Linked DNA regions of Homo sapiens: region 1 is linked to region 2. A link is a contact called in ENCODE Hi-C or POLR2A ChIA-PET data. All regions are on one chromosome and are shown on one strand. Each heading gives the region's core, a stretch centred on a gene start or an enhancer-like site at or near the end of the contact. The rest is flanking DNA. Distances are from core to core; before and after follow the strand shown. Region 1 has its middle 83 kb from the start of RTN4. Region 2 holds the start of MTIF2 (mitochondrial translational initiation factor 2).

The links. A loop is a pair of places that touch in the nucleus more often than their neighbours do. ChIA-PET counts read pairs that join two places held with the same protein, here RNA polymerase II (POLR2A). Pooled maps may share reads with other maps.
Region 1: a loop to region 2 is called in a pooled map, with 6 times the contacts of the local background. The contact joins the enhancer-like site here to the promoter of MTIF2 in region 2. A Hi-C loop is called at or near these places in 6 of 50 pooled maps. POLR2A ChIA-PET finds 5 or more read pairs at or near these places in 4 of 52 experiments (PC-9, activated B cell, activated naive CD4-positive, alpha-beta T cell and 1 more).

What each region holds. Positions count from the first base shown.
Region 1 is chr2:55,132,309-55,135,436 of GRCh38, forward strand. It overlaps a transcript of RTN4 not described here. Among named protein-coding and RNA genes, the nearest start is that of RTN4, 83 kb to the left of the region's middle. RefSeq lists enhancers at 1,352-2,264, 1,566-1,755, 1,585-1,879. Within about 2 kb of position 1,608, at least 23 of the 41 ENCODE cell types and tissues checked have a DNase peak (open chromatin) inside an H3K27ac peak, as active enhancers do.
Region 2 is chr2:55,267,514-55,270,597 of GRCh38, forward strand. MTIF2 (mitochondrial translational initiation factor 2) reads right to left here and starts at 1,718. Exons shown (of 16, transcript NM_002453.3): 1 at 1,656-1,718; 2 at 1,065-1,226; 3 at 56-122. RefSeq lists enhancers at 1,661-1,810, 1,756-2,579.

The DNA.
Region 1 (3,128 bases), core at 358-2,857, 140 kb before region 2:
CCTGGCCAACAGGGCGAAACCCCGTCTCTACTAAAAATACAAAAATTAGCCGGGTGTGATGGCACACATCTGTAATCCCAGGTACTCTGGAGTCTGAGGCAGGAGAATTGCTTGAACTTAAGAGGCAGAGGTTGCAGTGAGCCAAGATGGTGCCACTGCACTCCAGCCTGGGCAACAGAGTGAGACTCTGTCTCAAAAAAAAAAAAACCTTTTAAATTAAAAGGCAAGAGTGATGGTTCATGCCTATAATCCTAGCACTTTGGGAGGCCAAGGGAGGCAGGCTGCTTGAGCCCAGGAGTTTGAGACCAGCCTGGGCAACATGGTATACCCCTGTCTCTACAAAAAATACAAAAATTAGCCGGGCATGATGGTGCATGTGCCTGCAATTCTAGCTACTTGAGAGGCTGACGAGGGAGAATCACCTGAGCATGGGAGGTGGAGGCTACAGTGAACCGAGGTCTTGCCACTGCACTCCAGCCTGGGCCACAGAGTGAGACCGTCTCTCAAAAAAAAAAAAAAAATTGAAAATTAAAAATAAATATACCGATCATTTTAGGAATTAGTTCTCACTCTCCAGTTTTGTTGTTGTTTTTTTTAATTATTATTATTTTTAAAAAACATGGCCGGGTGTGGTGGCTCACACCTGTAAATCCTGTACTTTGGGAGGCCGAGGCAGGTGGATCACTTGAAGCCAGGAGTTCAAGATCATCCTGACCAACATGATGAAACCGTGTCTCTACTAAAATACAAAAATTAGCCAGGTGTGCTGGTGGGTGCCTGTAATCCCAGCTACCTGGGAGGCTGAAGCAGGAGAATCACTTGAACCCAGGAAGCAGAGGTTCCAGTGAGCTGAGATCACGCCACAGCACTACAACCTGGGCAGCAGACTGAGACTCTGTCTCAAAAAACTAAAACTAAAAATAAAAAAATTTGTGGGTACATAGTAAGTATATTTATATATGGGGTTCATAAGATGTGTTGATACAGGCATGCAATGTGAAATAAGCACATCATGGAGAATGCGGTGTTGTCTTTTGCTTGTTTACTTTTTATTTTTCAGTTTATTTGTTCCCTCTCCCTGCCTTTTTTTTACTTGCAAAAGCAATAAATACTTGTAAAAATTGTCAGAAAGGTATAAATCTACTTCCCAATAATACGGGAGGACTGTGTCATGTGTATTTCTTGTAACCTCCTCCTTATGCAGGATACTGCCCACACCGGTATGTGTTCAGTTCAATTCCGTTAGAACTACTGTTCCTCACAAGGCTGTAAGGTACCCTTGAGGTGTCTAGTCCAATTCCTCCATTCTATGGAGGGAGAAACTGAGGCCCTGAGAAGAAGGGAAACTTAGTTAGGGACCCTGAGCTGGTTAAGTGACAGAACCATAAATAGCTCTCACCGTCCTTAACATAGCCCCTGCCAGATAACCCCTAAGGAGACCCAGCAGCCACACGGCTGATAAAGCCACTGCTTGTCAAGATGTCACAGGGTGAACCCCAAAATTGGGGTTCAGCCCAGGAAGTCATGTGGGTTCTTGGCTCCAAACAGGAAGAGCGAGCCAAGAGAGCAAAGTGAAAGCAAGTTTATTAAGTAAAGGAATGAAAGGGTGGAGAGTCCACAGGCAAAGCAACCCCAAAGGCTGCTGGTTGGCTATTTTGATGGTGATTTCTTAATCACATGCTAAACAAAGAGTGGATTTTCATGAGCTTTCTGGGAAAGGGGTGGGGAATTTCCACAACTGAGGGTTCCTCTCCCTTTCAGACCATATATGGTAACTTCCAGACGGTTGCCATGGCTTTTGTAAACTGTCATGTCGCTAGTGGGCATTTCCTTTAGTATGCTAATTTATTATAATTAGTGTATAACGAGCAGAGAGGACAACCAGAGATTGCTTTTGTGGTCACGTGGGTTTTGATTGATTTTCACTTGCCTCTTTACCGCATCCTGTTTTATCTGTGGGGTCTTTATGATTTGTATCTTGTGAACTCCTATCTCACTACCATCAGCATTCCCCTCTTCCCCCCACTCCTCCTGACCTCTTGACAGAAGCTGAGGAAATGGGAAAGCAGATCCTAGACTTGGAGAAGGTCTGTGTGGGGTCCAAGGCCACTCAGTAATAAGACTCCCCCAGGTCCAAAGTCCAGAGACAGCCCCCAGACTCACTCCATCTCTCAGAGGCTGATGCCCACCCAGCAGGCATTCACCTTAGCTCAGAGCAGCACCAATTTCCTGCATGCAGTCAATAAAGTGCAGTTTGCTTCCTGACATAAACAGCTGTTCTCAGAAAGCAAATATGCAAAGAGAATATTATTCTTCAAGTTTAAATGAGGAAGAAGAAAGGGTGGGTGAAGCGGGAGGTGGGAGCTTACACAGAGTTCTAGGTTTATAATCTAATTCTCCAGAGCCAGCCTCTGACCTGCAGCCCCCTGAGTGCCCAAGCTTTTTGGGCCCACCGAAAAGGGCTCTTGAGGCAACTCAAAACCGCTTCAGAAGTAAATGCGAGGAGTTACTTACTCAGGGTTTGCCCAGTCCTGAGGAGGAAACAATTCTGATCGGGGCTTCACTAGAGGGTCTAGATCTCTGCTGTCCAACATAGTAGCCACTTGTCACATGTGTCTGTTGAGCACTTGAAATGTGAGTCGGAAGTGAGCTGGGCTGTAAGTGTAAAATGCACATAGCACCAGGCATGGTGGCTCACACCTACAATTCCATTTGGGGAGGCCAAGGGGGAAGGATCACTTGAGGCCTAGAGTTCAAGATCAACCTGGGCAACATAGTGAGACTCCATTTCTATTAAAAAAATGTTTTTAATGCACATAAGATTTCAAAGATGGCACAAAAATAATAGTTTTAAAATCTCACTAGTAATTTTTATATTGATTATATGTTTGTTTTTTTGGTTTTTTTTTTTTTTTTTGAGATGGAGTCTTGCTCTGTCACCCAGGCTGGAGTGCAGTGGCTCAATCTTGACTCACGGCAACCTCCGCCTCCCAGGCTCAAGCAATTCTCAGGCCTCAGCCTCCTGAGTAGCTCGATTACACGTGCACACCACCATTCCTGGCCAATTTCTGTATTTTTAGTAGAGATGGGATTTCACCATGTTGGCCAGGCTGGTCTCAAACTCCTGG
Region 2 (3,084 bases), core at 468-2,967:
TATAGCAAAGAAAGTATCTTATTAGGCAACAAAGGAACCTTAGGTGGACACTCACTCTGACAGTCAGTGTTATCTGGACTCAGCAAGTCACTTGTTTCCTATGGGCCTCATTTTCCGGATCTCTGTTAAAAATAAATAAATAAATAAGTGTTTGAATATCTGTCCTTCCTATTACAAGACTAAGAGGAGAAAATGAGATGATGTATATACTTTATCATCAGCTATTTTAAAACCATATCACATGTCTTGATACTCGCTTATAAGCTTTGAGGATTCATTGCTTATAAGTTAAAAATATTCACAAGTCATTAACTTGTTTACCTTCGGACAATTATGAGGTTGTGTATGTGTGTGTAATCGAGCAAGCATTTTACCTTAAAAGGCTTATTCGAGTAAAGATCAAGGAAAAATCTAACTTAATGCCAACGAAATAAACACATTAAGATTTAGAAATTCAGGCTGGGCGTGATGGCTCATGCCTGTAATCCTAGCACTTTGGGAGGTCGAGGCGGGCGGATCACCTGAGGTCAGGAGTTCGAGACCAGCCTGGCCAACATGGTGAAACCCCCTCTCTACTAAAAGTACAAAAATTAGCCGGGTACGGTGGCGGGCGCCTGTAATCCCAGCGACTTGGGAGGCTGAGGCAGGAGAATCGCTTGAACCCAGGAGGCAGAGACTGCAGTGAGCCGAGATCAGGCCACTGCACTCCAGCCTGGGCGACAGTGAGACTCTGTCTAAAGAAAAAAAAAAGAAGATTTGGAAATTCATTCAATAGTATTTACACACATTAAATACTTCTAAGAATGGCACATGGAAAATATCTTATTTACGTTTGTGCCCCTGGACCAAGAAGTAGAGTGCTCAGGTAACACAGGATTCCTTGAGAAAATAATTTTTAAATCAGTATGAAACCAGATTTGAGAAGAGCACAGATTAATGGAGTGGGAGGAAGGACCCTACGAGATATTAACCAAAGCACAGATATGTAATTGAGGCAGGAACTGGAAAGACACATTGGAGGCAATAACCCAAATGTCAAAACTGGAAGGAAACTTGTCACTTACTCCAAGCTCCTCATTTTACAGAAAAGGAAACGGAAATCCAGAAGGGTCAAAAAAGCTTCTCCAATGTCATACCGCTAGTTAATGGCAGTCAAGACTAGAACCCAGACGTTCTGACTCCCAGTACGGTGTTGTTTCGCCGCTAGGATATCCTTGTCAAGGAATCTGAAAAAAGTATGTTGCAAATACGTAGTTGCGTTAGGGAAAACGTCTGAATGTGAGCTGGAAGCTTTGGAACTTACCAGAAAGGTAAAAATAAATCACTGCAGAAAAATTACGGATCTGGGGTGGCTCGCCTCAAATTGGAGCCCAGAAGGCCTTGGGCCCATGGGAGGCTGGGAAGTGAGGACCTGCACCCACAGCCGCGCGCGAGGAGGGGAAGCCGGCCAGCCGCTTCCGAGAGAACAGTGCACATGCCTTCGTGAATGCCTAACGTGGGCTCACGCAGGGATTAAATGCATCTTGGAAAGGCTTCCGAACGCACAATGTTTATGAAGTTCGCGTGATTTGTGCCACTGACACGTTAGGCGAAACAACACACACCACCTGCACCGGACAACCCTGGTTAAGGGATCCTACCCACTTAACTCCTACCTACAGCCCCGGGCCCCTGGATTCTGAGCACGGGCGGAGATCACCTTCTGGACCCGGAAGAATGGTCGGTAGGTCAGTCCGTCCCCGCTACGGTCCCCGCCGGGCTTCCGGTCCCGCTGGAAAAGGTTCTTTCCGGAATTCAGAGAGTTGCTGTCGCCGCTGGGGGTGGGACTGTCTGCGGTGTCCGCGGCGGGCGTCCAGCCTGGGAGGCGCTGGTTCAACCTGTGGCTCCTCCCAGGGTCAGCCGCGCGTGGTGAATCGTTTCTGCAGGTCCCTTCCATTTCTTACTTTCCTTTCCTTTCTTTCTCTCTTTCCTTTTTTTCTTTCTGTCCCTCTCCTTTCTTTCCTTCCTTCCTTTCTTCATTTCTTCCTTCCTTTCCTCTTCCTTCCTTTCCGTTTTTCTTTCTCTTTTTTTTTTTTTTAAGAAAACTGCCTTTATTCAATTAGAAGTTGGAAAAATTAACTGGTACAGAAAAAAAGTGTAATCAGCTGGAGAAAAAGTGCCACCCATGAGAACTGATGGCTCCTCTGGGAGGGAATCTGGATACAGTGAGGATTTCTAGGAAGCAAATTACTTCTTCTCTGGGGCTATGAGAGGCCTCGGTGGTGCTTAACACTGTAGGAAACGTTAAATGGAGAATTGTGGGAGAAATGATACCTCCTTCAAAGATACGTGTTCCTAACAAGAAGGAAAAAACAAATGCAAGCGAACAGTGGCGGTAGAACCAGTTAGTATTGTGCGAACAGTACTTTCTGTTTTCTCCTAAGTCAGCTCGTGTGTATGGCATTAGGAGTAATAGAGCCAGAGTGCCTGGTTTCCTATCCCAGCTCATTCCTAGTGTGTGGTTGGGAATGTTTTGTCAACTGTCCATGTCCCAGTTTGTTCATCTACATTATAGTAATGACAGTAGCTAGTTCACAGGATTGTAATAAGGTTTTTGTTGTGTTTTTGTTTCTATTTGTTTTTGAGATGGAGTTTCGCTCTTGTTGCCCAGGCCGGAGTGCAATGGCACGATCTCAGCTCACCGCAACCTCTGCCTCCCGGGTTCAAGCGATTCTCCTGCCTCAGCCTCCCGAGTAGCTGGGATTACAGGCATGTGCCACCACTCCTGGCTAATTTTGTGTTTCTTGTAGAGACAGGGTTTTTCCATGTTGGTCAGGCTGGTCTCGAATTCCCTATTTCAGATGATCCGCCCACATCGGCCTCCCAAAGTGCTGGGATGACAGGCGTTAGCCACCTCTCCCAGACTGTTTTTTGTTTTTTTTGAGACAGTGTCACTCTGTCGCCCAAGCTGGAGCACAATGGCGCGATCTCGGCTCATTGCAACCAAACTCCGCTTCCTGGGTTCAAGTGATTCTCCCGCCTCAGCCTCCCGCGTAGCTGAGATTACAGGGGCACATCACCATGCCTCACTAATTCACCATGTTG